Regions from separate parts of the Homo sapiens genome. Here regions 1 and 3 are each linked to region 2. Evidence: chromatin loops called from intact Hi-C (ENCODE). Cell type or tissue: GM12878. All regions are shown on one strand. Each heading gives the region's core, and the rest is flanking DNA. Links, peaks and the distances in the headings are about the cores only. Region 1 holds the start of LOC124909463 (a long non-coding RNA gene). Region 2 has its middle 86 kb from the start of LINC02053. Region 3 has its middle 140 kb from the start of LINC02053.

Region 1 (10,553 bases), core at 2,126-7,125, 370 kb after region 2:
GTTGTGAAAATGGATCCTCAAGAGGAAAATATAGGCCAACATGAAATTAAAATGGAAGAACAAGAAAAACAGATTAACGGAGAAGATACCCAGCTTATCTGGTGCTAATAGATAGTCCTACCAACATCTAAGCAACTAACTTTGGTCTCAGACTCACAAATAGTAAAAAGGATGAGGGTAATATGTGTTCCTGCCTTGTCGTTGTTGTGGTCACCAGCCCCATCTGGCCAATGCTTTCTTGGTCATATCAATGTGGTGACTTAATTTAAATGTAATTCAGATCCCATTTACCCCTGAGGACACTTACAAAGTATGATACCCTGTCTCTTGGTATTAGGTGTAACACTGTCCCTGGGTACCTTCTTAGAACTCTGTATTTGGTCAGAAGAACAGAAACCTCCTCTAGAGTTGCAGAAAGGAGACCACCTGCTCAGCCTGCAGATTCTGAAGCATGAAACTCTGAGACATTCGAAGGACACAGCACATTATGCAGTTGTAGTTGCCTTAATTACACTCACAGCAGACATAGGCTCATTAGTGTTTTCCTCAGGAAAGATTGATCGATGAAAAATAATTGAATGAAAAGAAGCCAGATTTATTTGGAATGAGAGAGACTATTCAAATTTGCTATCTATCTGAAATCAGCATTGGAGTAAACAAAGATTCACTGTTGCAGTCCAATCAATCCCATCTTGTCTGCAAACTATTTATCATCAATAAATATTGTACACAGAAGGGGGAAATTTCTTCCATTAGGTTAAATAGAAAAGTTACTAGAGTGAAAGCATAATCACCCTGTGTTTTATTCCTAAATATTCTCTATTTGTATCAAGTAATATAAAAATAATTCTGAGTTACTGATAATTTGGAGGGCAAAATAACAGTAATGCAAATTATCTTACTTTGTATTTTCCTTGTAAACTCACGATGCTGAGTTTATTTTTTGGTTTGTTTAGCTTCATGCATTTCAATTTAATGTACTGATTCTCCTAAGCATCACTGGACTCTAGGAAAAACACAAAGGGCAAATCTAATATCCTTCATTTTAGAATCTTACGACCGATTGTTAAAGTCTGGTGGTATAAAGCCAGAAAATACAGAGAGTCACGTGTCATAGAGCGGCACAGAGGCAGGTAAGATAGCTGAGGAAAGAATCCATTGCCCTGGTTCCTAGTCTGGCCCTGCCGCTTACTAAGCAGAAGACTTTGGAGTAAGCAGTTTAAGTTCTCTGAGTTTACATTTTTTCATCTGTACAATGCAATAATAGCATCTGCTCAGATGCCTGCTGTGAGGCTCAAATGAGGATGCTCCCTTGTAGAGCCATGTGTCCAGCTTGGCCTCCTTTGGTCAGTCCCAAGTCTAGAATCCAGGGCCACCACTCCTTTGTTTTGGGACTTTTTCCTCTGTAACTCGTGCCTCCTGAATGGTGAGTTGGAGATGGTTGTGGTATCATGACATTTTCACTTTGGTTATTTCCACTGGTTTACTATTAGACATTCGGCATGCCTTCTGTGGAACAGTGTCAGATACTCTAGTCTAGCACATTTTCAGCGGTGCCAGCTCTTCTGCCATGCCATGTGGTTAGCATTGTGAATATAACACAGAATGTGTGTGTATCACTCTTACACAGTGGTTAAGAGCAAGGTCTTTACAGTCACAAATCTGAGTGAAAACAGGCTATGGCCATGTCATAACTGTTTGGGAAAATTAACCAGCTCTGTGAGCCACAGGCTGCTCTGCTATAAAATGAGGAAAATATCTACTTCATAAAGTTTTTGGGAGAAAGAAATAAGTTCTTGTATATAAATGCCTAGCAAAGTACGTAGCGTGCGGTAAGTGCTTTATAAATGGCAGGTACTGAGGTGAAAGCATGGTGGTAGTTGGTAGATAGTTAGACTAAATAGCTGTAAGATCCCCTTGTTATCTCATTGTGGTTTGGGTATGCATTTCTCTAGTGATTAGTGATGTTGAGCATTTTTTCATATGCTTGTTGACTGTGTGTATGTCTTCTTTTAAAAAGTGTCTATTCATGTCCTTTTCCCACTTTTTAATGGAGTAGTTTGGTTTTTGCTTGTGAATTTGTTTAAGTGCCTTAAAGATTCTGGGTATTAGACCTTCGTGAGATGCATAGTTTGCAAGCATCTTCTTGCATTCTATGGCTTGTCTGCTTAATCTGTTGACAGTTTCTTTTGCTGTGCAGAAGCTCTTTAGTTTAATTAGGTCCCATTTGTCAACTTTTGTTTTTGTTGCAATCGCTTTTGGCATCTTCGTCATGAATTCTTTGCCCAATCCTATGTCCAGAATAGTATTTCCTAGGTTATCTTCCCGGGTTTTTACAAGATCATGTCCTTTGCAGCAACGTGGATGGAACTGGAGGTTATTTTCCTAAGCAAACTAACCAGGAAACAGAAAAGGAAATACCACGTGTTCTCATTTACAAGTGGGAGCTAAACATCAATTACATATGGACATTAAGATGGGAACAACAGACGCCAGGGCCTGCTTGAAGGTGGAGGGTGGGAGAAGGGTGAGGACCAAAAAACTGCCTATCAGGTAATATGTTTATTACCTGATTATTAAGTTTATTCACAGGAATAATGAAATAATGAATTAATGGATAATGAAATAATCTGCACAGCATATCCCCGTGACATGCAATTTACCCATATAACAAACCTGTACATGTACCCCTGAACCTAAATTAAGAGTTAAAAAAAAAAGATGTCCTTGGAATTTGGGGACATTGAATTATAATTATTTTAAACAATAAAGTCTAGTCTGGGGTCATGGATGCAAATGCCTTTTCCAATCATCCAGGTCCAGAAATGAGGTTAGTAGACTGTGCATAAGAAACATAGGGAGTGAGGGAGTCAGTGGCTACTTGGTGGGAGCTGGCCCCAGTAGAGGTGGCAGCACGTATCAGCTTCAGCGGATTGCCACCTTGTTGGAAATGGGCTCAGTGTCACCACACATAGGAATTTTTCAAAAAAGGCATTAATCTCTGCTTTTTTACATGTTTATAATCTTTTTTAAAATTTTAAACAGTATATAATCAGACAAAATAGTCTGTGTATACAACCCATGGGGTCCAGTTTATGACTTGCTATATTCATGAGTCTCTAAGATCCAGGAAGAGTCCTATGTGCTCTCCTCTGTTTCTCTCCCATTTTACACTTTCCCCATTGAAAATTAACCTAACCTAGTTGTTGATCTGATTAAATTAATGGACATTAAGTTATCATTGACGCTGGCCTTATGTTCCTTGGGAAATTGAAGTACTTCCAAAGAAAACTGGCCAATTTAAAATGTAAAAAATCCCCATTTGATAAAATGAGTAGGGCAGTTATTTATGAGCAGGAGGCATTGCTGATGTTTCTACCTATGCAGGACTGTGTTTACTGTCTTCTGCTCTTGCCAGCCTAGCCATCTCTGTGAGTAAACAAGGTTCTAGCATTGTTGAGTAACAAGCACACACCTAGCTCTCCTCTACCAGTCCATCTTCCCCAGTTTTCCAAGCAGTAATGCAACTAACTCACAGGGCTCAGTTAAAAACTGTAATCACCAAGAGAGACATCATGAGTCACCATCTCAAGTTCAACAAATATCTGAAATGCTATCAGGTATCTTTACTTTAAGATATTAATATTCAGCCTATGTTCATTACATGCAGCATAAAAGAAAAATACTAGACTTTCAAGCTGGAAAAATGTATTGCTGTTAAGTCATTTTCAAATAGCCCATGTTTTCTTTCTTTTTAATCTAATAGGGAGAAGTGCTGGCACAATGTTTAGTCAGTGAGAAAACAAATGCATAATTGAAATGACATGAGCTGACAGGTTGAGTGTAAAAATGATGTTATATATGAAAGTAACAGTCAGAGACAGTAGTACTTAAAATTAGACTCAGCCATTTGGTAGAGAAATTGAAAAGAAACCTATTCAGCCTTTTATTGTGGAAGGAGTGTTGCCGTACTTATTTATTTTTGCTGTTGATTTTTAAGTAGGTTCATCTGATCAAAATAAGAACTGTAAATATTAGATCTGGAAGGAATTTCAGAAGATAATCTAATCCAGTGGATTAAAAAATTAAAAATTCCATCCCATGGAACCCATTTCTAGTCACCTTAATAGGGGAAGGAGTGTGTATGATTATGGTGATAGCACTTAAGGAACAACTTAGGTGTATAGATAAACTTTGATGAAAAGATATTGTTCTAAGAAGCTTAATCATATTACTTGTTATAATCAAAATAAGTTAAGCAAGTCTTGGAGTAAAAAGGTAACTTGACTGGGTTCACCAGGTTACTTCACATCACAGGCAATATTTGAACTTGGGATCTGCAGCCTCTAGTCTTGAGTTCATTCAGCCACTCCTGTAACTGCCTTTCTAAATTATGATACTTCCTCTCCTTTCTTCCAAATGTCCCATGTTGGTAAGATAAGCATAGTAATCAAACCAGAATAGTCATTTGAGAAAAGTGTGTATTTCAAGTGCACAGCTAAAAGTCTATTTGTCTGATAGATTTTTATAAAAAGATGTTTATATTAGATACCTCCTAACTCTTCATAAAATGGTTCTCACAAACTTTGTGACATCTTCCCAGTATCCATCAGGGTATAGATATTAAAGATTTTTAAAGTAAACTTTGAAATCTCCTAAACTACTCTGGGATTAACAAAGTGTTTCCTCCCTGTTGACACAGATGGTTTTTCTACAGCTCATCTCTCAGGGCCTCTCCACCTGGTTCAGTTTATCATCTCCCCCTCAACTGGCCATGGTGATTGTGAACCGTATCGACAGTTCAGCTTTCAGGCCCATCCGTTTTGAAGTCAGCTGCCAGTGCTTTTGTCTAATGAACCATGCAGGTGAACTCGGTGATTACTGATTGAATCAGCGTCTATTGTCAGAAGGGCTTTGAAAACCAGTTGTGAGTGGAAATATTTGTCCCTCAATGATTTATGTTATAAATTCAATTTTATCACTTATAATAAAAATGACAAAGGATCAGGAAGACCATACAAAATATTTTTCTTATTTTCATATTTAAACAACAGGGAGAGTTTACAGAGTAAAGTTCCCTTTTTCTCTTCGACTTTGGACTGAGATGCCCACGCTCTGCCATTGCCCCGACCTTGTCATTCTGTGGTTGCGCTTTTACTTCTCTCCATCCAGACTTTACAGTGCATGTCTTTTCTTCTCTGCTCAGCACCACTCTCTGATCCCTGCCTCTGGAACGTGTCTCTTATTCTGACACTGCATATATAAGGTTTGACAGAAATGCAGTTCTTGCAAACCTGTTTTTTTTTTTATGCTCCATTGCTTTCTTCCTTTTCTCCAAAACAACTCTAGAATTCTGTCATTTCCATTTTTGGTTTAATTTTTCACATGGTTTACCCCCAGTTGAAATGGGTACCACTTCCTTCCTGTCTTGTGATCTAGGAAACACACACACACACACACACACACACACATACACATACACAAGTGATCATTCAATACAATTGTTATTTATTCCTCATCGTATTTTTTGGCCAAATGATCTCATTCTTGAAATATATGAATAAGTAACTTATTAAAGAAATGGAAATGGTGAGAGAATGTACCATCCAGGCTTTGTGCTGGATGTTCTGAATAGAAAAAACATTCATTCATCACTTTGTTTTCTAACAAAATTATCTCATTTGTATAATTTGTGAATAATTAACTAATTTTGTTGTAGAAAAACACTAAGCATAGAAGTTGTTTTCTTCCAGTCAAGGGTTGTTCAGTTATCACTTCCCTGCATTCTCAGCTTCTCTCTTTAAACTTTAAATGTGTCCCCAAAATTGACACATGAAATTTTATGAACTATTGGAGTAGTCCCTGAAAAAAATGAGCTATGTTGCATAAGTTGATGGATTTCATTAATCAAATCATTTACTACAAGATAAAACATATTGAGCTCATAAACAGGTTAGATATTGTTAAATTTTTAAGCTAAAAATGTAAAACCTTGTAAACTTTGCATTTTTTAAAAAAGGAAGCAACTTGTTTTTGTCTAGATGAATGAGCCATTTTAATTTTGCATCCAGACTCCAAGGAACTTGAGTTAAAATCATACCCTTGGATCAGGACTTTTATGAACAACAGTAGCAATACCCCATGGACCCCAACACTGCTTAGCTTACTGGTGAGCACCCAATACATAGTGAGAACTAATGTTTCCCACTGTCTCCCAAATAAAATGCAAACTCCTCCACTGGGCTTGCAGGCTGTCCATTGTCATCCAGCCCCTAACTACCTCATTGTGCTTATCTAATGCCCCCTCAACTTCATGCCCCATTCATACTGAACACCTTGAAGCATCGAGTGTTTGATGTTCTTCCTCCCTTCACACTTTGCTCTTGCTCTTCCTTCTGCCTATGTGTAAGAATATAACATATATCACAAATATTTTGGCATATCTGCTAGAAGTAGAGGATATAGATTGCAAGGAAGGAGACCTCCTCATAGTTCTGACCAAGGCTGGCCCCTTGGAGAATCCAAATGGTAAGAGAACAAAGAGGGAAAGAGCAAGTCCCCCTAGGTTCTGTAGATGGACAGACTTCTTCAGCTTTACAAATATAAGGGAGAAATGAGAAAAAAAATAAGCAAAACATAAAGCCTGCTCTTGAAAAGAAGAGGCAGAAAATGGAGAAACAGAAAAATCTGAGACTCTATTACTTGGAGAAATTTATTATGTAAACAATTTTGCTATATATATTCTAGGCATAGTTTTGGAGGAAAACACATAGTTACACTGAGTACAGTAATACCTGCTATAGTTCTAAAAAATAATTTGTCCTTATTCTGCTCTGCTGCCACAGTGGTTCTTCCCATGTGGTGAGTGAGAAGGAACAGTGGAGAAACAGCAGAGCCAGGTCAGGGAATGCTGGTGACATTTAGCCTCAGTGTTCGGGGTGAGAGAACTAAATAGGGAATCATATTTTTTTGATACTGATCCTGAGAGAAGCTATATGAAAAAATATAATTTTTCATTTTCTTTATTATGAAATAACTTCAGGAGGAAGATAGAATGCTGCTTTTGAAAAAAATACATTATTTCCCATCTCAAAAAAAAGAAAAAATACATTATTTTGATGGAAATGATTTAATCTATTTTACTTATTTTACACAAACTTATTTACAGCCTAATTTTTTGGTAGGTGTTTGCTAGGTGCTGGAACACAGAGATAACATAACCATAGTCACGGCCTTTAAGAAGCCGGTATGGTTGGACTTACAGTCAACAGACAGTTACAGTGCCCGTGCTGCAGTAGTTGGAACCAAGGGCTCCCAGGAGCATTTGGGAGCCTCAGAACTCTAAGAACTAAGATGTGCGTTATTTCCTCCTTCCCTAATCATAGTCCAGAAAAAGTTACAAGGTTTTCCAGTGCTCCACGTGTTCCCAGGAGGAGACGTGGGCTTTGGGAACAATTACCAAAGATGTTTTTTAGAACCTGTCTACTCAAAGAGTGGTTGGTTCATGGACCACAGCATCAGCATCACCTGGCGCTTGCTAGAAATTTATACTCTGAGCTTCAGACTCTGGAGGTGGGGCCCAGGAATCTGGTTTTTTTTATTTTTTTTTTTTCGGTTTTGTTTTTGTTTGTTTTGTTTTGTTTTTTGAGATGGAGTCTCGCTCTGTCGTCCAGGCTGGAATGCAGCAGCGCGATCTCGGCTCACTGTAAGCTCCGCCTCTAGGGTTCACGCCATTCTCCTGCCTCAGCCTCAGGAATCTGTTTTAACAAGCCCTGCAGAAGAATCCTGTACACACTGTGGCTCCTAGGAAGCATTGGTTTATGTTATTCCAATTTTTGGTGTCAGGAAAGGATCATTTATACTTTGATAAAGACATTAATTTTTTATTTTGATTTTCTAGGCCTACAAAAAAGAATAAAGACAAGTTAAGTATCTTAAATCCTTTATCTGAATGTCCCTAACCTTGCAAATATTCCTTTCCTGCCTCGTCATTAAAGCGAACCTACTCAGTAATCAGTCCTGTAAAACAAATTGTAACAAAAAGAAAGCATAAATGAGGGAGACCAAGAGGTGAAACTTGTTAACCCGATATTTGTCTTAAGCTCTTCTGGTCTTACACCACGTTTATTAAAAGACTAATGATAACAAGACACACTTACACAGCATTTAGTATGTGCTACACTCTGTTCCAAAGACTTTTTGTATATTACTCATTTAATCCTCCCAACAACTTCACCATGTAGGTTACTATCATACCCATTTTACAATACACAATGGGGCAAAGGGAATTTTACACAGGGCTGCTGTGTTGCACAACCCCAGAAGGCTATGCTCTCTACACAGCCTGTGCGGCAGTACATGGCAGTGCTGGGTCAAGTGAGTTCACGTTTAAAAACTTCCTTTCATCATACCTCCCTCACTTATTAAGGAAATTTCTTGCAATTTTGACTGTTAGGAAATAACATAAGATGGTAAAATCTGAAAAAGCCTTCCTATTTTTAAAGGAAAGATATGCCATATATGATAAAGAAGAGCATAAATACATTAAGATGGGGAAACTGGAAAATATATTTTTTCCTTCCCAAAAAAAAGTATTCTTGAGAGTGTGTATGTATATATGTGTGCATGTGTGTGTGTATGTGTGTGAGAGGGAGAGAGAGAAGAAATAGAGAAAAGGAGAATGTGTGGCTACATAGCCATAAACATGCATAATCAAAAGCAAAGCTGCAAAAAAGAGCAGATGCCTAATCCTTAAATACGTGCCCATTCTGAGGCCACTGGGGCAGTACACAATACTGAATGGCCAGGACCAGGTGACCAGATGGCCCTGTAATATAACCAATAACAACCATGTATTGCATTGAGGTTGCTACATATGTTTCAAGTGCTTGTGTCTGAGGTGCTACGTATGATAAATTAAATCCTTACTTTGCATTAGAATTACCTCTGTACCCACCACATTTGAAAAATTCTACACCTGGCACAAAACCAGAAAGCCTGTCACTTCAGTATTTGTTGAGCAGCTTTCTGTTATGGGAGTATATTTCTGTGCTCTGAAAATGTCACTCCACCAGCTGCCCTACAGGAGCTGACCTTTCTTCTCAGGCTGAAGTTCCTGCTGATCTGTTTAGTAGAGCTAGTTTATCCCAAGTTGTTGGCACATGTCCAGTGTCACTGCATGCCCATCTACAGAAGTGGTCTGAGAGCTGATATTTAGCCACCCCTTTAGACTTTCACCTGACATGACTCTGCCCCTCCCAGCTCCTTGTGATTCCTTCTGTGATCCTCCCAAAAGCAGCGCCCCAGCCTTCCTCCCTGAGCCTTACCTGTTAATGCTAGACTACTGGCAATCACCCTTGGGGCCCTTCTCCCCAGCTACATTATGCTTATGATGTATATATGAAACCTTTCTCCAGAAATTTTGGACAAGAGAGAAAGTATCACCCATGGTCCTGAGAACTCTTCATTTTGCATACTCTCACTTTTGCATAATTGCAAGATAATTTTAATTTTTTTATAGTCGCAGTCGGTGTGCATTCAATTTTGTACCTGCTTCTTTATGTAACATTATGTTACGCTCATTTTTCCACATTGCTACATAGTTTTATAAATGTCATTTTAGTGGTTTCCTTATATTGAATCAAGGTGATCCTTAGGCAATTTTTTTCCAGGATTTTCACTGGCTCATGCAGTGACCATTCAAACCTTACTCATCTTTTAAGATGCAAGTTATCAAATTAAAGAGGAAAAGAAGGGATTGCAAAAAAAAATCATGTACATTACTATGATTAGACATATACGTACTGACTTACCGTGAATTCTGCATGATGTTTGTGGGAATTTGCAGTGTCATCTTTTCATATCCCGGATGCACCGTTAAGCATCACTGGAGATGGCACCGTGCATGTTGCGTCGCTCCGTAAAACCTCAGGTTTAAACTATATTCTATGTGGCAGTTATACAGCATTTCTGTTTCCTGAGGCTGACCACAGCCAAACCACAAACACGGATTTGCATAAATTCAGTTTGCATGAATTTTTAAGTTAGCTGAGAAAAGAAACTAACTAAATATTTTTACAGCCACATGAAACTTAGGAGATAATTTACTTTGGTACCTCATTCATTGAGGACACAGATATATATATCCACTAGGGTATTCTTATGCCCAAAAAATACACTCTAGAAACCCATATTGAAGTCTAAGCAACTTGTATGAAGTGGTTACCACTAAAGGGGATATAGAATTCAGACCTAAGACTGCTTCATATTGAAAGGCAGTGATGAAAAGAAATAATCGTGAATTCGTTTTAGAATGTATTATTTTATAAGCATTCTAGATTTTACCATTTTTCCTAGGGCTCCAAAATGCAAAACTCTTAAACTGATAAAGAACCAAAGGTACAGAAAGTTATTAAGATCTATAAGGCAGAGCTGAAATACAAGTGAGGGTGCTAAAATTCAAGTTCCTGACACTGCCAATGACTTTCTATTTGACCTTGAACACATCTCTAAGCCTTGACTTCCCTATCAGCAAAATGATAATAGTTTCCCTA
Region 2 (10,553 bases), core at 1,779-6,778:
ATTGTTCCTAATAGTTGATACAGGAACTCAGAATAAAAGAGAAATTATAAGAGTTCATTTCTTACCTTTATTGCTGCTCTGACTGTTCCACCCTTTTCCTTTCCTCTTCTGCAGGCAAAAGATATGTTTTAAATTTAGTTGAAAAGTATTTTTTAAGAAACATTTAATAAGCACCTACTGTGTATTTCCTGGGCACTGAAATACAGACAGAGATCATTCAGAGGATTAAGATCTGGTGCAAAAATATGTTGTCTAGGGACATAAGTAATCTTCTGAGGTTGCTGAAGGCCCCAGAAGGATTTGGGTAGATGTATTTCTACATTTGTCTGCTTAAAAGGTCATGTTTTTGTTTGACTAATGATCAGTACATTTTCATTTTCATTTTTAAAGATAGTTCTGTCAAGTTTGCTCTCTCTTCAGTGGCTAAGTGTAAAAATAAAACTTCTCACTTGAGTAGCCTATGAATTAGGTTATGCGTAGAAGTGCAAACCCATTACTGAAAGGACTACAGGGTAAATAAATGTAAATAATTTTCTTAAGGTGGGTCTTGAGCTATGTGACGTCTAATTTGTACCTTCCAAATGAAAACCACGTAGCCAATGATTAAATTAATTTTTTTCGTTATGTCTTACAAAAAAGTGAAGAGAAAACAAAGCAGTTTGAACAATGGTGAGAAGCTCTTCACAATGAATTTAGATGAAGTAGGAAAAAAATTGATATGACATGATTTCTGTCACATGCTTTTCTTTTCTCTATTGCTGCTGGACTCCAGGAGCACTGCAGCATCTTTCTTTATGCCCTAAATCAGATCATTGCTTGTTTCTGTTGAATTCTCAATATGCAGTTGAATAAAACTATGTTTGTAAGTCTCATTTTCTTCGTTACTAAAATGATGGTGCATTTTCAATATATTTGTTGAAGATTTAAAATTGTGTACAACAATGTTCTTACACTGTGCCTGATGCACACAGAGTATAAGTAAGTAATTTATAGTCATTATATGGATTCTTTATCTGCTGTCTGTGCACAGACAATTATTGAGTATTGTGTTTTATGAATGAGGTGAGATATTAATTAATGATTAGATACAGTCTGTGTCCCATATTAGGGCATGGCAGAGGCAGAATAAGAAAGGACAAACCTAAAATTACTCTTAGCAGTGAGGTAGAGAGAAGGCCATCCACAGCTGTTGAGGAGACACCAGAACGTGGCACCACAGTTCTCCAAAGTCCTCTGGAGAATGCAATGTATAAGGGATTCGATGTGGGTAAAACTTGGGATACAAAAGAGAGGGCAGAGCCTACAAACTCTGGGAATGGATGCTATGTTTAGAGCCAAGCCTGTAATTCAAGCCAGTCAGATCTTTCCACAGACACAAAAGTCAACAGTCATTGTACTAGGCCTCAAGACAAGACTCAGGTCCCTGGTAGAGATGGGCATGAAAAATGCAGGCCTTAGTCCTACACAGTCTGAGATCCTCAACATGTTCATTAAGAGTTTCAGCCAACAGAGAACAGGAGAGCTAGTTAGCAGAACTGGAATATAGAGAAGGGACTAAATCCTGAGAATTAAGTAGAAGATTTTTCTTCAAGGAGGGACCAAGACTGCAGTTAAAAAAGTGATAAGTATGATTGGGTGGTGACATAATACAAAGAATTGGGTTATAAAGACCCACATGAATCTGAGATTTTGCCTAGGAACAAGCTTTATTCATGATTTCAGGGATACAAATTATCATGAGTCATAGTGAAGCAGGAGAAATCTGGAATAGTCAGTGAACCTTACAAGGTTCTTTTCTTGCTGCATCAGGATGGGCTCAGGGCCCAGATTAATATATAAGATCTCTAATGAGTTATGCAATTAAGAAATTTATGGAGGAACAGCTGTTTGGATCATGAAACATCTCTACTTTATACTCAGTTACATACTTTATATGACATTTTCCGGGATCCCATGTCTGTAAATCCATAGATTCCAGGTATGCTTACCGTAAATAGTCTTATAGCAGGTATATCCTGCTATAGATGAGGACTGCTGTTAGCAAATACTCATTATTTTGTCTGCTATGAGGTATTATCCTTAGCTTATTTACATGGCTATTTGACCAGGTCAGCTTTTGTCCTTTTCCCCCTGGAGGTGTCCTGTAGATGGGAGAGAATGACTTGAAAATCTTCTATTTTAACTATTTACTTCCCAGATAGCAAGCCCCAGAGGGTTGGCATTGAGTTAAATTCCCTCCTTCCTGAAATTTGGATTAATTTTGGAAATTAAGAATAGAACTAGCAAGTGGAAGGAATACAGAACTGGGGAGATCTCAAGGGACTTACATGCTTGTCCTATACTCAATTATAAGCATACTTCCTATCATTAAGGTTTAAAAGAGATAAATAGATATATGATAGATAATAGATAAAAAATGCCTTGAGTATATGGAAAAAGGGAGGTCAAGTGAGTTGGTGTAACCAGAGCAGATTTTGCAGCCTTCTTTATTTTCCTCCTCTTTTAATTTGACCCTTTCTCTCAGACTATGATGTAATGAGAGTGGTGTCCGCAGTCCACTAATGGGTGAAGTTTTGTCCATAAAGTCAAGGCTCACCACCAAAGTCCAAAATAGAAGCATGAAAGGTAAAAGAGGAATTAACCACAAAAGAGGATATTAACAGGTAGGTGGTTTCTGGGTCTTGAACAATCTTGACTTAATTTGTCATTGATATATAGCTCATTGTCAAGCCTGGAGACCTTTCCTAGTAACATCTCACACCAGCTGAAGATAATTTTTAGAATGGCTCCTCAGTCATGGTTTCTCATGAACTATAAGACACTCAAACTAATGTAATCAAATTAATTTCCTTCTATGTTTATAACTGAGGTTTCCTTCCTGTCCTTTCTTTGCCTGTAATTAACAACTAAATAAGAACTGGAGATCCTGCAGTTCACCTTAATGAAAAAGGTGCGGAAAGGGAGGAAAGCTGGGCAAGAAAAAATTGATTATGTCATTAACTAACAATTATGCTATAAGCCTTTGCATCTTCCAGCATGATGGGCTTTGGTATCCTGTGCCAAAATACTGAACAGAATTTTTAAAAATAGGCCATCAGATATTTAGAGCTGATGATATTAAGGCTGGGGAAGTGTTCATGGGAGGATTATACAGCTTCTCTGAGTCTTTTGGTAAATAATGTGAGCAATGAATCATCCATTACTTTGCAACACTTCGTCTACTGTTGCCTTAAAGTATTAGTTAAATCTATGTTATTGTTTCCTACATTTCTTTGATTGTATTTGTCTTGCCAACTGCATTTTAAGTTTCTAGAGTACACAGATAATATAGGTGCTCAATACATGTTTCTTGATTTAATTCGAAGATCTAAGGGACCTTGGGAAAATACTCGAAAAATTAGTCTCTATGATATCCCATCTCTACTAAAGGACCTTTAAGAATCTGTAAAGACAGGTCAAATACAATTGTAAAAGATAATTTAAATTTCCTGTTGGTGGGTATTCATTATTTCCAGTTTCATTTTATGAGATTTTATAATAGTACAAAAATAACACTAGGCTTAAAGAGAAAGAAAGATAAAGAATGTCATATATCATTGAAAGAGAATTAAATTGTAATAAAAGTTCTTGAGTACAATTTGAAATACATTTTAAGAGAACGATTAAAAAATTTGCTGATCTTTTAATAGGTTTTAATTTTTTTATTCCTAATCTACTGTTGTAAATAGTACTAGGAAAATCTTAGGTACTTCCCTATATTACTAATACCACCTATATTCGTCAAGTTTCAGTTTGAAAAATAGATATGAATAAGTATGTCCACTGGGGTCTCATAGTGAATGATTCTCAGAAGTTTGTCCAGAGGCCTCTGCTAGCTTCCTGCATCTGCTCATGCTGCCACTAGAGACTACTGGCTTCTTCCCTTTCACCTTCCAAATAAGCCGTAGTGCTTCTCTTCATCAGAATTTTACTCAGATGGTTCAGGATTCTGGGAAACACAGTTCTGACTTTTCTGACTTTTTACTGTGATGTAGAGGCAGTGTGGAGAGGGGCTGGCAACAATGCCCAGTAGACCACAGATCACCTTGCACACTGTCTATTCATCATTCAAATGTTTTTGAAAGTAGTTGTAATACACAATTTTTATGTAAATATTTATCTGTTTGCCTCAAAGATACAATAAGCATCCTCTTCAGATAGAAAACAGGCACTTTTAGATACAGATTCAAGGAAATTCAAAATGACTTTGTCTCACAGTTGGGAGTAGCACTCTGGGGAAATATAACACTTTTTTTTTTTCTTTCTTTCCTTATCATCAAAGTCAGTGCTGACACTATGGAACACCTTCGCAGAGCACTCTTTGCTTTTTGCTTCATGCTCTGAGAGTTTCATGAACTATGGTGAACTATGTTTTATTATGTTTTGTTGTCACAAACAAGACTGCAGGACCATAATGTAAGGGCCAACTTTTTTACCTTTTCTTTGTTAGGAAAAAGTTTAAGAATGAGAGATGTAAATAGGCACTTACTTCAATTAGCAATGCCATTGTTGAGTCAAGGATGTTTAGAAAACAAAATTTATGGTTCATCTGTGAACTTTTTTTAACAGCATACTTATTATCATGGATATAATTATTTTTCGCTTTTAGAACTCTTTTAATATGCCAGGAAAATGTAATTTGTGTGTAATTTTAAAAATGATGCTCTGTATCGGGTATTAATATCCTTACTTTATAGATAAGGAAAATTGAGGTTAACATCACAGACAATAAGCGACATATCCTGGAAAAAAACCTACAGGGCTCCTGCTTTTAACCAACTGCATGAGCGTTTATAGTTAAGAGGAAATGTACAGAGAACTAGCCTAAACTGCATTTTTAATTTCAGTAAACTAAAAGCTAAAGAGCCAAAGTATCGTGCCTTTGGTTATACCGCTAACAGGAGAGTTGGAGGTATGACCCAGGTACAACAGCCAGGCTAGGATAAGCCAGGCTGCAGTAACAAACAGCCTGACATCTCGGTGGCTTTAATACAACAAAGGTTTGTTTGTTTCTTTATGAAGTCTAGTAGGGGTCAGGCAGTCCTACCCTATGGAACATGGGTATTTATTCTCCACCTGCTTTAAACTGCCTCAGATGGAAGTGATGCATTAGCTTCTACTGGAAAGAATTAACCAAATGATCTTGGGTGGGCACAGTGGCTCACACCTGTAATCCCAGCACTTTGGGAGGCTGAGGTGGGTGGATCACCTGAGGTCAGGAGTTCAAGATCAGCCTGGCCAACATGGTGAAACCCTGTCTCTACAAAAATTAGTGGGCATGGTGGCACACACCTGTAATCCCAGCTACTTTGGGAGGCTGAGGCATGAGAATTGCTTGAACCTGGGAGATGGAGGTTGCTGTGAGCCGAGACTGCACCATTGCACTCCAGCCTGGACGACAGAGTGAGACTCCATCTCAAAAAAAAAAAAATTCTTAACTATCAGGACAGCAGGGAAAATGTGGTCTTCTTCCTACAGATGTGAACACACAACATCGTCCCTGCCATAGCAGGAGTCCTGACACTGAGTCCCATGCTTGTATCATGACACTAGTCTGCTCTTCACTCCAGACGCTCTTCAGCTTTGATACTGGTTTGATAGTCAAGGTGTATTGTATATTTATATCTACAAAACTGCTCATTCTGGGTTTCTTCTTACTTTAAAAATATTAATTGGCTGCTTAAAATGGGAGTGAGTTTTTTGTTTTACACATTTCCACTTGACACAAAACAGATGCAACATTCAACCTAATAAGTTAATTTATTCAAAATAGTTGGGGGACTCATCAGGCCTCAGAAACAGCTGAGGTTTCAAATTTATTTTTTCTAGTTTCACAGTGCAAATGGGCATTGTACATATTTCATATCCCCACTTTCTCTTCAAAAATGTCACTCTATAGCTCTAGCTGCACAATCTTAGATGAAATATCTATGAAAATATGTCACTGTAACACAGATGAGAATTTGGCCAAGAATTGATATTCTTTATGTTACTCTGCAGAGAAAAACTATAACAAAAGTTGAACAATGTATTTAGTATATGACGTATGATGAATAGAAGACACATAATAATGCAAATAACTCATATATTGCATAACTAAAAATAACTAAAAATAAAAATTAACTCAAATATATATTGCATAATAACTAAAAATAAAAATAAAAAATCAGTGTCAGCCATGCTCTACACTGATACCCAAGGATCATAAAATATGGTTGGACAGTTAAATATCATGACACAATGGAGGCATTAAAGGGGTTAAGTCAGCAGGCTTGTGGTACTCCAACCCTTCACATTTTAAAGAAAACACTGTCCCTCAACTGGTTCCTGGAAGATAAACTCTGAGGCTTTGGACTATCTTGTCTGATAAGAGTGTCTTTATATACAGGAGACCTTGAACCACGCCAGAGAGTTTATGCTAACAATGAGATTTGTGATGAATATCTGTTTTTTTTTTTCTTTTTCTTTTTCCCAAGTGGCTGTTGAATTTATTTGCTTGATCAATAATGGTCCTGCCAAAAATTAGTTAACCAATGCTGAGACATTTGTAATGAAATACTAATTTTAAAAATCCATGACACCTTGATAGAAATTAGAGTTTATACAAACAAAAAAGGAACCTTCAATATTGCCAGCAGCTATAAAGTGAATGTACTGAGACTGACAGGGCAGCAAGAAGGCATTTGCACATTTATATCTGACACCTGACCATACTTTCAGTCACCAGAATATCTTCTCTCCAGATTTAAAAAAAAATGGTATGCTGATTTCTATAACAAAGATTTTTTTCGTAAAAAAATCAAACAATGGCCAGTGAGTCACAACAGTACAATAGGTAGAGGTTTAAAAACTACATCAAACAGGTGCTGAAAATAAATACTACCTAAGAGGAGGAGGAGAGGGCCTTCCTATGGGGTTTGTTTTCGTCCTCTTAAGTGCGTGTGGGGTTTGTCTTCCAAGCCATGAGCCTGGCCTGTCTTGCAGTGCTCTTCACTCAACAGGGTGTGACTGCAGCATGTTGCCTCCAGGGTCTGGCTTCTCAGAAGCCTCAAAGCATCCATCTCATCAGATGGACCAGAAACAAGAAAGTGGGGTGGGGTGAGTCACAGCTATCACTCAAACGAAAGAAAATTTTTTTTATTGCTCAGTCTTGTCAATTGGGAGTCCACCAGCAGATTCACTGAGACAATATGGGTAATTTCATACTTTTGTTTAAAAGCATATATATGGCTTATTCAGGCAAGGACACGTGTACATTCTAGCCCAAGCAAGCAATCGGAGTCATTCTGTTTTTAAGGAAGGCCAGTTGTTTAAAAGATTTCTAGTTTGAGCAACATCCTCTGTGGATGCACCAGGCCAAGGTGACTACCTCTGCCAACCCAGTGAGAAGGCCTTTGCTGGTCCCCGCGGTGAGGAACTGGTGGGAAGAGGCGGCCTCCTCCCTGCCGGCCTGCACTGCCCGGGGTGGGTGGACAGGCTCCACAGGCAGCCTCTGTCTGTGGCCAGACTAGGCCATCCTGGTGACTAGGGCTTATCAACTGTGGTTTAGAACTGCAGAAGGAGAGAGTTAGGAGGGTGGGCCAGGGAACACACACCAGGCGCCACTCTGGCCAGAGAACATGAGGCAGCTCCCCCACAGGGATCTGCACCAAGAAGGTGTGGAAGGCACAAGCAAGTGTGAAGGTACCAGAGATCCCAGAGGGTGCAGCTCACAGCGGCCACAGCAGGTGCAGCGCTGACCTGGTGTGGTTCCCCCCTTGAATGAGAAAGAGATCCTGATTCTGCTGTGATAAAAAAGCAAAGCAAGACGATTTATGGTTTAAAAAGAAGCCACTCGAGGGTTAAAATAGTTATTTTAAGTTAACAAAGAAAATTAATCTTTAAATAAGGTGACACTATCTGGAAAACTCATCTGTCCCTAAAGCCCACAATGCATCCACTGCTTCGTTCTCTTAATGGAACCTGAGCCTGACGCAAAGGAGTCAGACGGGTGACAGAGGAAGAGTCTGAGAAGAGAAGACACCTTTACAGAATGTACAGCAAGAAAGCCGGCCTGGCCCCCTGGTTACAGTAAGATGCACAGGTCCTTTCAGTCTCGCGGACTCCAGACGGCCGCGCGGGCTGCTCAGATGGACGTCTCCTTCCTGTCCCTGCTGGGTGATGGCTTCACCGGCTCTTTGCCTGCCTTTGGCTGCTCTTTAGCTTCTTTTGGCCTGAGGACACAGTCTCTGGGCGACTGGACGGCACCACCGCGCCACTCAGGCTCCTGGTCCTCCTGCACCTGCTGCTCAGCCTTGGTTCCCTCCATCTGGAGCAGCCGGAACTGTACGCGCAGCTCGATGATGACCTCGCGCTCCTCTTGAACTGCTTGATTCAAATGATTGCTCTTTATTTCCAGCTCTTCGTTCTGTCTCTGTAAATATTCCAGAATAATCTGCAGCTCCTCCTCATCCTCACTCTCGCTCTCGGAGGAGTACTCCTCAGTCTCACTTCGGCCGTGCTGCTGGTGACTCTGAATTTCAGCAATCTCGGCTCTGAGGCATCCCATCTCTTCTTTTTCTGAGGAAGTCTGCCGGCATAGAAACTGCTCCATGGTCAGGAGCTCCTCCTATTCAGTCAGGATCTCATTCTCCCAAGCAAGGAGAATATTTATAACTTCTTCATTTTCATTCATCTCTTCTTTGGAAACATCCTCTTTTAAAAGACTGGCTATCTTTTGTGTAATCTTGGTTTCACACTCCTGTCTTTAAGCGTCTCTCAGTTTTCTTTTGAGGGCTGTCAAAATTCTTTGGACTTTCCATAATCTTTCTTCTTTAGATAAATCCTTTATCCCACACTGCAGATATCGATGTAAACAATTCAAAAGAAAACCCTGTCTCCTGATCTCCTCCTTGATACCTGCCTGGGTCTCTGGCAGCGTGGGCATCGTGGCCATGTTAGACCATCGCAGAGGTTTCGTCGCTTGCTTTAGTACAACATTTCCAAAGAGTTCTTGCGCATGTGTGAAAAACACATACAGGACTCAATTGCTGATCTGCACAGTTGGGTTGAGCACTATAGAAATGTTCTGTTTATTCATTTTTGTTTCCAGTTCATTTGCAATGACATGGTCCATGTGCACAATGAGCCAAGAAATCAGAAGATAGTTACATTCTGGCAGTTCTTTGAGTAAACGCTGGAATTCCTGCACTTTCTCAGTCTCCGTGGTCCTCCCACAAGCTTCTTCAAATCTCGGCATAAGCTCTTTGGTAACCAAATTCTCTGGAAGGTCTCACAAATACTGCTTCAGCAAACTGGCTACAGTGTTAAGCTCATATTCTTCCAAGTTGGTAGACTCCTTCCGGTCATAGGCTGCTTTTAGCTCATCCACCTTTGATTCAATTCCTGATACTCTGTAGATGCCTTCGCATCATGCCATACTTCTCTAAGTGATCTATACATTCACAGAAAATGGCCGGCAGCCGAATGCCATCATACATCATGGTCCTCTCTACTGCATCAGCCAAAGGAATTCCAAAAATGGGTTTGAGATTTGGAACATCAATCTGAGGCACCTCTGGCTCCTGAATTGGTTTTTCTTTTTCTTCTTTTCCTTCCACTGTTTAACAACATCAGCTTCTGTCAGGTCTTTTGACTTCTTCTCTTTATGTTTTTCTTCTTTGTGCTTTTCTTCTTTATGCTTTTCTTCTTTGGGTTTCTGTTTTATTTTAAAATCCTTCTCTTTCTTTTTAGAAAAGCTGGGCTTCTTGAAAACATGGATTCCCTTGAGCCTCTTCATTTTGGAAGGACTTTCTGCCTCATCTCCAGAGCTATATTCCTGAAAGGCTGCATAGCCGTCAGTCCTCTTTTCCTTTTTCTTAAATTTTCCTTTTTTCTTCCCATGGTCTTTCTCATCATCAGGCACTATATCAGGAGGCTTATGGAGGATGCCATGGGGACGTGAGGGCTGGCCAGTGCGGTACAGTCCAGGAAACTTAGTAGGACTGATCTCTTCAGAGCTGGGGGTCTGGGTAAGCCCGCTGCCATGCTCCATCCTGCGGTGTTCACTGGCGCTGCTGGTGGGGGCAGGAAGCATTCAGTCTTGCTAATGCCCTGACTAGGAAGGGAGGAGGTCTTCTCTGTTACCTCTCCATTACACCTGTGCCTGCCACCATGCAACCGACTGCCCCGCTGCCACGGCTGCCGCCTCCTGGCACTCAGGCTGCTGCTGCTGCAGCCACTGTAGCTGCCTCCTGCGCTGTGCCCCAGGCCGGCCTCCAGCACCCCATTCCCACCCCGCCCAGCCTCCGCCTGTTTACAATGATTGGGATGGAACGGGCTTTTTTTTTTTTTTTCCCTCCTTTGACCCTGGGGCCCACTGTTTATCAGTTTGACCTCTGGAAGTGGGGAGAAAATTGGAGACTGAATACCTAGGGTGAGTCAGGTGGGTATGGAGTGCAGCACCTACATGATTGACTCTAGCTATTCAGTCATGTAGGTGCATGTAGGGACTCCATACCTCAGTGACTGACCAC
Region 3 (10,553 bases), core at 2,153-7,152, 50 kb after region 2:
TAGAAGCTCTGCTCCATCTGTGTGGTTCTCGGCTATGCTGCAGAAGTGCTGAACCAGCTAGCTTGGCTGCCCTCCTCCTTGCCCTGATCCTGGGGCAAAGCCAGCGCTCTAAGTCAGTCTCCAGAATTCTGTGTGTCAGTCTAAGGAGGACAAGACTAAGCTTGATTAAAAGGAGTAGAAGCCAGAGATAGAGATGGGAATGGGGGATGGTTTAAAGGTTGGAAAAGAGGAAGGAATGGTTATCTTCAATGTGGAGAGAATGTTAAGTGGAAGTGCAAATATTCAAATATATATATATTTTTGGATAATGGTAAGAGTAGCTTTCTTACTGTCCCCTTTCTAAGTCTCTAGGTAGCATTAATCAAAATAGCTACTTTATTTTAGTTTTTTTAAATATAATTTAATTCTGAGATATGAAAATCTATATTTGTAAAACAGATTAAAAGGCCATTATTTTCTTCACTAAAGGATTTACGGTAAAATTTAATTAGCCAACCAGTACCCTCACAACATCTAAAATTGGATTTGTTATTAAAGATTTGCCTGTTACCTTAAACAGTAAGGCGTACATCAGACCATCAAAATCTTCCATGCCATCAATGATGGTACCTCTGACTGGGAACTGAGATGAAAAGTGAAAAAGCATTGAAATAATTTTATTCCTGCCTTTTCCAGCTCCTCACACTGACTATCAGACACCTGGGCTGCTGGCCCAGGTGTTCTGCCCATTCCCTAGTCCTCTAGGATAAGAGTTGAAGTGGCAAAGTAAGAGGCATTGTCATGTGTGAGAGAGAAGGGTGTCACAAATTGTGTTCCCTGGAAGCAGATGCTGAGATGGAGATAGGCAAGCAAAATGTCTATGACAGGAAGAGAATGGGAAAGAACAGGATTGGGCAAGAAGAGAGTTCAGACCATGATTCAAGGTTGGCAAGGCTTCTGTCCACTCTATGGGAGCTCCAGAGCAAACACTGACCAGCACTTGGCTGAGAGGGCCAGCCCCATATTGCTCTACCTTGCTCAGTCATTGGATACCAGCCACCCAGGAAGAATGAGACCCTGGTTCTCTGCTGTTAAGGAAAACTCTGAAGAAGCCAGTGATTGAAGGCTGATTGATATCAGCTGCTTCCTGCAGCTGTGCAGATCCTTATTCCTTGAAGGAAGATCTGGGTAGCACATTTTCTATTACAGTCTACCCCTTAAGCTCCCTGGATCTTCTTCTCTACATATATTGGGGTATTAGGTCCTCTGGGACTCTAGTGGACCTCTTTTATTTAGAGACACTTAGAAAAGCAAATGTAGTAGTATAAGCTGTAGCTGCCATAGCTAAAGCTGGTCTCAGGGCAATGACTGGTAACTCATCTCCTTCCTCTACTCAACTTTCCAGAGTCCCCTCAGCTACTACTTCTGCTGTTCTCCCCAGCTTACCTGGTAGCATGACCTGAATCCTCATTTCTGAGCCCATCGGAGTGTTCCACCTTGGGCTAAAAAGGTCGTCCTCTTATACCTCTACCTTATCCAGTCACTGAATATGGGTAGCCCTAGGAATAATATCACCTCAGCTCTCTGTGGCTGATGCAGATCTTGAACGGGCAATGGATAGAGGCTGTCTGTTGGCCACATTCCCTGAAACTGGACAGCAAGTCCTCTCTTGAAGGCAGATCTGAGCAGCACATTTTCATGTCTGCCAGTAAAGAATGCTATTTTAAGCATCTCTCGCAAAATAATAAGAAAAATGTAATTTATACTGGAATGATAATTCACCTGTTATCTAGTTTTTGTGTATTTTTAAGTGAAACAGATTATAATTATTTTTAAAAATTAGATTTTGGATTTCTCTATAAAACATACATTTCTGGGTTACTAGGTAGCACACAGGAGGAAGAAATGACCATCCAGATCCTAAATGAGTGTGAGTTTTTGCTTTAGCAGGTTGTTGTTAATGAATACAGGCCTGCTAGGCCGGTAGCTCACACCTGTAATCCCAGCACTTTGGGACTTTGGGAGGCTGAAGGCAGGTGAATCGCCTGAGGTCAGGAGTTCAAGACCAGCCTGGCCAACATGGTGAAACCCTGTCTCTACTAAAAATACAAAAATCAGCTGAGTGTGGTGGCACACACCTGTAATCTCAGCTACTTGGGAGGCTGAGGCAGGGGACTCGCTTGAACCCAGGAGGCAGAGGTTGCAGTGAACTGAGATTGTACCATTGTACTCCACCCTGGGCAACAGAGAGAGACTCCATCTCAAAAAAAAAAAAAAAAAAAGAATACAGGCCCTTTTTGGTGTCTTTCTCCATTCCTTAAAAAAGAGGCATAAATTCCATAACCAAAGTAGTCTTGTTTGGATATCTTTCTGATAATAAAAGCTTCAAAGTGAATCATAAAGTCTTGGCAAAATTGAGTGAGTGAATGCTAAGAATAGGTGGCAAATCAGTAGAATGAGAAGATAAATTTCTAGAGAGGACTGTTAAAAGAAGCTCTAAGTGATGGAGACCATCCTCAAAGGGAGAAAGGAATGAGAAATGACCTCGTTCTCCAATAAATGGGCATCAGAATCAGAACTAAAGACCCCTAAGAGAGGCTAATGCACTGTTTAAGGCTGGGAAAAGGCTGTGGTCAGTGTGAGCCACCCAGCAGGCTCACCTCAATGTGGACGCAGAGGCTTCTTGAAGTTGTATGCACAAGCAATAGCCTCCCTTGGTCCAAGGCCAAGTGTGGAACCTAATAGAGGCTAAAGACCTGTGAGTCAACTAGTGGGACTAAGCTATGAACTATGTTTATCATTATTAGCACAGTTGACAGACTACAGTGACTTGCAAAAACATGGAGATGTATATTTATGTATACATAATGTACATATGTCTACAAACTTTGCAGAAAAAATTCCAGCCTGATCTCCATAAGAACACAGATACAAATACATACACATAAACCTTAGCAAATGAATGAACCTATTTCTGTTGACCAAATGAGTCTTATCAAATCCCTGAAAACAAATTAACCTCTAAAAACAACAGTGTCAAAACTCTGATAGAGTTTTGTTTGTTTGTTTTGTTTGTTTTGAGACAGTACCTCGCTCCATTGCCCAGGCAGAGCATTGTGGTGCGATCACTGCTCACTGCAACCTTAGCCTCCCAAGCTCATGTGATCCTCCCACTTCAGCCTCCCAAGTAGCTGGCACCAGAGGCACACACCACCACACCCAGCTAATTTTTAAAACAATTTTTCTGTAGAGATGATATCTTACTATATTGCACAAGCTGGTCTTGAACTTTGACACAAGATTATTACTGAATTCTTTAAGGACAGGGACTTTTCTCTAATCCTTGTTGAAACTCCTAGAGTGGTACTCAGCGTAAGTAGTTACTCAATAAATGTTTGTTGAGTGAAGAATAAATGATATTTGATTAACTACAAGTAGAATAAACAGGTGATCTTTTTTGTTTGTTTGTTTTGTTTTTTGGAGACAAGGTCTTGCACTGTCACTCAGGTTGAGTGCAGTGGCCCAAACTTGGCTCACTGGCACCTCAACTTCCCAGGCTCAAGCTATCCTCCTGCCTCAGCCTTGTGAGTAGCTAGAACTACAGGCCTACATGACCATGCCTGACTAAATTTTTTGTATTTTTTTTGTAGAGATGGGGTTTCACCATTTTGCCCAGGCTGGTCTTGAACTCCTGGGCTCAAGTAATCTGCCCACCTTAGCCTCCCAAAGTGCTGGGATTACAGGTGTGAGCCACTGTACCTGGCCCTGAATCGATCAATCTTTAGGATCTGTGTTACAGTTATAATTTACTTTACCTATCCCAAATCAATGCCACTTGTTATGAAACAAGGATTATTAGAATTGGAATGGACTTTAGGAACGATCTAATTAAACCCTTTCATTTTACCCATGTGAAAGTGGGTTAGAGGAGTGAAATGACACATAAGGCCACTCAATTAATTGGTGATCTGACCTGTTCTAGAACCCAGGGATTCTGGCTTTGAATTCACTGGGCTAGCAAATGAATATCAAGAGACCTTTGATTGGTTCCATATAGACATATTCATCTGTGTCATGCAGTTTGTTTGAGTCTGTGTGTTTGTGTGTGTTGGGGGGATGAGTAAGCAATATTTCTGATTCTATTTTCAGATTTCTTATTTTCCTCTCACAACACCATTTGCACAGCGATGGTCAAGTCGGTAGGCATATGCATGAGAACCCCCTGTCTTGTCCTCCTCCCTTTGCCAGTTCATCTGTCTTTGAATTATTTTTGTGAATATTCTAGAATTAACCTCATTTTAGATTCTGGTAAACCTGATCTTTAAAAACAGTTTGGGTCCCTGACTCATGTGCCTGTTCTGTTTAAAATGTCTAAACAATAAATATTTCAATCTTTCATTTGTACAACTACTAGATATAAGCTACATTATCTCATGCACTTTGCTGTTCACTTTCTATCTCAGGTGCTCCTGCAGCCAACCTTTCAGCATAGTGCCTGCCATCATCATTAAATAGTCCCCAAAGCTCTGTTACAGAGTAATAACCTTGGCAGCGCTGTTCCCAGGGCCAAACCTCTCTCCAAGGCTAGTTACAGAATTTGTTCTTCTCTGGTACTATGTGACACTGAAGCTGGCCTCAGTGAACTTTGTATTTTTAATTTCAGTCTTTCTTTCCTTCTCTCATTATTTCTCCTCTTCTCCTTAGCTTCTGTAATGCCTTGTTTCAGGTCAAGCTCGGCTCAACTTTCACTTCCTTCATTTAACTTCTCAGTTCTCCTGACAGCTTGTTCTTTCCTCTTGTTAAAGCTGCACTTTGCAGAGTGTTCTTAGTCTGTAATTGGGGTTTTGGTTCATGCTTAATCAAAAGCATGTATTTTACTTCTAATTACAAAGTATTACTTTATAACTTGAAAATATTGTTCAGGAACTCCTGTAAGCATTAGGGATGGAGCAGTGAATGAAGTCCCTGCCTTCAGTGGAGTTCACTAGGGGAGACAGATTACAAGTAAATGAACATTCAATAGAAGTGAGGTAGTGAAGGTGCAATGAAGAAAAATAAGCAGGAGGAAACAGAGAAGATGAGGAGAGGTGAAGGAGGAATATTTCTGGTAGAGTCAGGAGCATGTCTGTGAAGACGTGACAGTGAGAAGGAATGAATTGAAGGAATCAACTCTGCAAAGACCTTGGGGAAGTGTGTGCCTGGCAGAGGGACTAACAAATGTAAAGGCCTTAAGGTGGAAATAAGCACAGACTTTTCAAAGATGAACAAGAAGACCACCATGGCCTGGGGAACGGTGCAAGAGGGGAATGCTAGAAAGCTGGCGAGGTAGGTCAGGGCCAGAGCCCATGCAGCCAAGCCATTGAAGAAGAGCAGAATGGCATGGTCTGCATGATGTGCTAATATGACTCTTCTGCTTGTTGCATACAGAATTGACCTGGGGCCACTGAGAAAGATTGGAAATGTGGGGAAGCCAATTAGGTGACAATTGGAGGAAGATACGGGTAGGATTTGGAGAGGAGCAGTAGGGTTTATCAGAAGGGCTGAAGTTCAAGATTTATTTTGCTGTAATATGCGAGGGAAAGGGCAGTCAAGAATGACTGCTAGGTTTTTGGGCCTGAGCCAAAGAAGAATAAAGAAGCCATTAACCATTTGTGGAAACCTGGGGAGTGCACATATCTGGTTTATATGGTAGGTAGGGCAGAACTGCGAGAGCTCCGATTAGATGTATGTTTGAGACGCTGGACTTAGAACATTCAAAAGAATAAAAGGATATTTTCAAAATCTCAGTTTAGTGCTCTAATTCAAAGGAAAGACACTATTAATATTATGTTTTCTCCTTTCAGCCTGCAACTCTGTATTTTTTATTTAACTTTAAACCTACCTTATTTCAAAAGAACTGTGTCCTTTGAATTCATGTGCAAAACTACATTGTAATAGTTAATGTTTGGATGTGTAAAAGGAATTTTTTTGAAAAGCTTCTGTCTCTATAATCTGAAAGTACCTATGGAAGTTTTAAATATGCAAGGCTGAGAAGTTCCCAAAAAAGTCCAGGCCTTACAATTTGACAAAGTGGTTGGTCTTCTCCCAGTGTGACTATTAACACAATGCAGAATCATTGTTAGTAATAGCTGAATATGTGAGTCTCTCTCCGTTCTCTCAGCCACTGATGTTTAATGTTAATAAGGGGCAGAACAGGATGAAGTCAGCTTTATAAGAGGCTCTGTGTCATTCTGAAGAGAATGTGGTATTGATTTTTAGAGGCTTAGAAGCTGCAGTGGTTTGCAATAGCAACATCCTGGACCGAGAATGAAGGGACATGCTGTCTAGTCCTGGCATTGTCATTTTATTACTGTGTGGCCTTCAAGTCACATGACCTCTATGGAATTCAGTTTCCACACATAGGAAGTAGAGCTAATACTATACAGCTGGCAAGACTGTTGTGAGAATTCTTTAAAAATGTATGGAAATATTTGAGGGCAACGAAACAATACACATATATATTCTATTTTGAATTATCAGTATCTGTCAAAAACTACAGAAAGTAAACTTTATAGATAAAATCGAACTAGAAAGAGATTTAAGAACAATGCAGATCTATACAGCCAAGGACATTTCTAGGTCTTAAAATTATTCATGTTGTGTCATAACCTCAGAGTGGATAATAGAGAGCTTTTTACAATGGACACTGAGTAAGGCATGAGAATAAGCTGGTCACTTTTATTAATAAAGTGGAGCAAGGTTTCTTTTTTTTTTTTTAAACAGGGTTTCACTCTGTCACCCAGGCTGGAGTGCAGAGGTGCGATCTTGGCTCACTGCAACCTTCACCTCCTGGGTTCAAGTGATTTCCGGCTAGTTTTTGTATTTTTAGTAGACACAGAGTTTCGCCATGTTGGCAAGGCTGGCCTCGAACTCCTGAGCTCAAGTGATCTGCTTGCCCTGGCCTCCAAAGTGCTAGGATTACAGGCGTGAGCCACTGTGCCCAGCAATGGAGCAAGTTTTTTTAAAAAAAAAAAAAAAAAAAAGGTATATATTTATACCAACAGGTGATTGAACAAAGCATATGACACTGTTTTACTTTTTTGTTTACATAATGCCTGATAGGATGTTTGTCCCCTCCAAATCTCAGGTTGAAATGTGTTCCCAGTGTTGGAGGTGGGGACTTGTAGAAAGTATTCGGGTCATGGGGACAGATCCCTCATGAGTGCCCCCTTGCATGGAAATGAGTGAGTCATTGATCTATTCGTTCACCTGAGAGCTGGTTGTTTAAAAGAGCCTGAATCTCTCTCTCTCTACTTCTGTCATCATGTGATATGCCCTGCTCCCCTTTCCCCTTCTGCCATGATTGTAAGCTTTCTGAGGCCCTCACCAGAAGCAGAAGCTGGCATTATGCCTTGGTACAGACTGCAGAAGTGTGAGCCAAATAAACCTCCTTTCTTTATAAATTACCCAGCCTCAGGAATTTCTTTATAGCAATGCAATATGGATTAATACAATGCTTTATTCAAATAAAATTTTGAAATGGTTTGTGAAACAATGTCAATAAAAATGATATACAATGGATTAAAGAAATGGATTGAAAAGGAGAATGAAGGTAGGAAAAAAACATGAAGTTGGAAAGTAATGTTATTACAAAAAACACAGCTGAAAGTTCCTTGCTAGGGATTGCTGTTTGGTTCTGAGCTTCCTAGAAGGCCCAGCACAAAAGGAAACATGAGTTATGAGGCATATTGTCAATTTTACAAAACCAAATCATTCACTGCAATGTAGGAATTTCTTTTGTTGTGTTTTCCCCCAAAAGAAACAATTTGTGTAAGAAGATATAATTTGAATGGTCTCAGCTGACCTTTCCTTTTCTCACTTAAAATATTGAGTTACTTGCTTGATAATGGGTTATCAAATGGAGATTTATAGGATTTCATAGGTCAAATTAACCTATGAAATCCACTGGTGCCACAGAAATCACCTACGACTTAAGAGGTATTTCTGAAAGCAATCTAATTTGGCAAAGTAGGTAATGACCTAGAAATTTATGATGAACAAAACACAGAGAAACAGGAGAGTCTTACAACGGAAAAGGTATCAAGTTAAAATCTGAAACTGTTTTTTTATATCTTACATCATTGCATATGACTAATTTTATTACCCCAGGACAAGGAAACTGTCTTAGCCTGCACTTTTTTCATCTGAAAAATTCTGATTTGGAAATAGATGACCTTTTAATTTGTCTTTCTAGCTGTGAGAATCTGAGTTTGCAGTTATACTTTGGATCAGATAAACAAGGCAGGTTGTCTTGGAAAAGGAAAATAACATTTAGAATGAGGGCAAGTACTAGAGGAAAAGAACAAAAAACTGGAGAAATGGTTTCTGTTGTTAAAGCAGCAGATCAAGTGCCAGATCTGGAATTCTGCTTCACATGTGAAGGGACTTGCTCCCCACTCCCTTCGCCCAGGCCTCCCTGCCTGCCCTCACCCAGTAGGATACTGGAGATTTGGGGGGTAGGGAGAAACAGAGGCTCCTGCAAATGGGAGACAGCAGTGCATATAAGGGCATGAGTACATGTCAAAAGCAGGGAAATTCAGTTCCATGTTTATACTGTGTGCTCACTCCTTCTTTCCCTGCTTCCAAAATGGTGGTAGCCAGAATCTTCTCCTTCAGGCAGGGGGCGGGAACACTTATATCTCACAAATCAGCCTAGCCGAAGAGAAAAAAAAATCAAGAGATGCTGACATCACAGATTCCTCAGTGAAGAAGCCCAGCCATTTCACTACACAGACACCCAGTCAATAAGCTCCACCTACTTGCTCAAAGCTTCCAGTTAACATTCTAATGCAAATAGCCTGTGGCCACCAGACAATACACAGGTAAAATACAAGTGAACATGAAACAGTAAGTTGGGCCAGCCATGGTGGCTCACGCCTGTAATCCCAGCACATTTGGAGGCTGAGGCGGGTGGATCACCTGAAGTTAGGAGTTCAAGACCAACCTGGCCAATGTGGTGAAACCCCATCTCTACTAAAAATACAAAAATTAGCCAGGTATGGTGGTGCACACTTGTAATCCCAGCTACTTGGGAGGCTTAGGCGGGAGAATCTCTTGAACCCGGGATGTGGAGGTTGCAGTGAGCCGAAATCACACCAACGCACTCCAGCCTGGGCAACAAGAGTGAAACTCAGCCTCAAAAAAAAGAAGTAAGTTGGATGAAACTTTTTTAAACAATCAAAATTTTCTGATTAATGTGAATATGAATATATAAGGTATATGCATGTGCTATGAGAAGATAATAAACCTTTGGGGGGGAAAACAATGATTTAAAGAAGTACTTTCAGAGGAGAAAAAGAAGAGCTGTTATACATGTTATACATCTTAGATATTAAAACAAGATAGCAGAAGCAAAAAATTTATTAGAAAATTTGGGAGACAAATTTGAGGAAAGCTTACAGAAAGTGAAGCAAGAAGGCAGGGCTATAGAAAACCGAGCAAGAAAACCATAGGAAAATTAGTGGGAACAGTCCATAAAATCTAGCAGCAGGGAACAGAGAAAATGGAAAGAAGGAAAATAACACAGAAATAATTTAAAAACTGTTTCCAGAACTGGAGCACAGTGTTTCCAAATTGAAATAGCCCACTGTGTTCATAAAAATGAGTGATAAAAGACTCGTCACAAGACATAGTATTGTGAAATTTCAGAATACTGAATGCAAAATATAAAAAGTAATAAAAATACCCAGATAAAAAGTTCATGTTTTATTGAAAGGATCGATAATCAATATGGCAGTAAAGCATGAAGGTTAACAGCACGAGCTCTCAACCCAGCTCACCTGGATTCTAATTCTGTAATTACTAGACCTATAACCCTGAGGAAGTTACTGCAACCCTGTGTCACACCTTTCTCATTTGTAAAATGGGGATAAAAAGTAGTGCCTACCTGACAGGGTTGTTGTTAGGATTAAGTGAGATGAAAAACATAAATACATATAGAAGTGTGACTGACATACAGTGCTGAGAAAATGTTAGGCATTGTCATTCAGACTTTAATTAGTAGCTCTGGAGGGTAGAAGGCAATAGGTCAAAGCCTTCAAAATTGTGAGGGCACATGATTTCTAGTCTAGTATTCTATTTCCAGACAACTATCAGTTATGTATGAGAGTAAAATAAAAATATTTTAGATATACACAGTCTCAAAAATTTTATATCCTATGTACACTTTATCAGGAAGCTGTGTTCTATCAAAACAAAGAAGTAAGCCAAGAGAGAAGAATACATGGAATCAGGTAAAAGGAAATCCCATATTAAATATGGAAAGAGAATCCCCAAGACAATGGTGGAAGGAGACTTTAAAACAACAGCTAATCCTCAACCAGTTCTGATGTGGACAAGTCAGAAGAGTGCTGGGACACTTTCCTTATGATGAAGTTGACATTGAATGTGTATCAGTGCATTGAAAGAAGATTTTCACAACTGAGGAAGTGATCATCAATAAAAGAATGACAATTATATAGGAAACTAAGAATAAACAGCAATAATAGTAATACCTTAAAATGAAAAAAAAATTGACAATTAAGGAAACCAAAATC

The links. Peaks named below come from ENCODE experiments on the same cell type or tissue, not always from the same donor. Only the 100,000 strongest peaks of a DNase experiment are listed, where the experiment ranks them.
Region 1: a loop joins it to region 2, with 5 times the contacts of the local background. A loop is called at or near these places in 1 of 110 quality-filtered maps.
Region 3: it touches region 2 in a loop (3.0-fold over the local background); 1 of 110 quality-filtered maps calls a loop at or near these places.

The regions. Positions count from the first base shown.
Region 1 is chr3:179,956,120-179,966,672 of GRCh38, reverse strand. The region is part of intron 2 of PEX5L (peroxisomal biogenesis factor 5 like); the gene reads left to right. It overlaps LOC124909463 (a long non-coding RNA gene), which reads right to left and starts at 9,935. Exons shown (of 2, transcript XR_007096182.1): 1 at 9,813-9,935. RefSeq lists a silencer at 4,710-4,759. In GM12878, for the core only: no CTCF peak of the experiment used is centred there; DNase peaks (open chromatin) are centred at 4,822, 5,102 and 5,252; H3K4me3 peaks cover 364 bases; H3K27ac peaks cover 1,949 bases.
Region 2 is chr3:180,322,676-180,333,228 of GRCh38, reverse strand. It overlaps the pseudogene RALBP1P1. Among named protein-coding and RNA genes, the nearest start is that of LINC02053, 86 kb to the left of the region's middle. RefSeq lists an enhancer at 3,904-3,963. In GM12878, for the core only: a CTCF peak has its summit at 3,888; DNase peaks (open chromatin) are centred at 2,605 and 3,878; H3K27ac peaks cover 1,587 bases.
Region 3 is chr3:180,272,941-180,283,493 of GRCh38, reverse strand. No RefSeq gene overlaps it. Among named protein-coding and RNA genes, the nearest start is that of LINC02053, 140 kb to the left of the region's middle. In GM12878, for the core only: no CTCF peak of the experiment used is centred there; a DNase peak (open chromatin) is centred at 4,733; H3K27ac peaks cover 861 bases.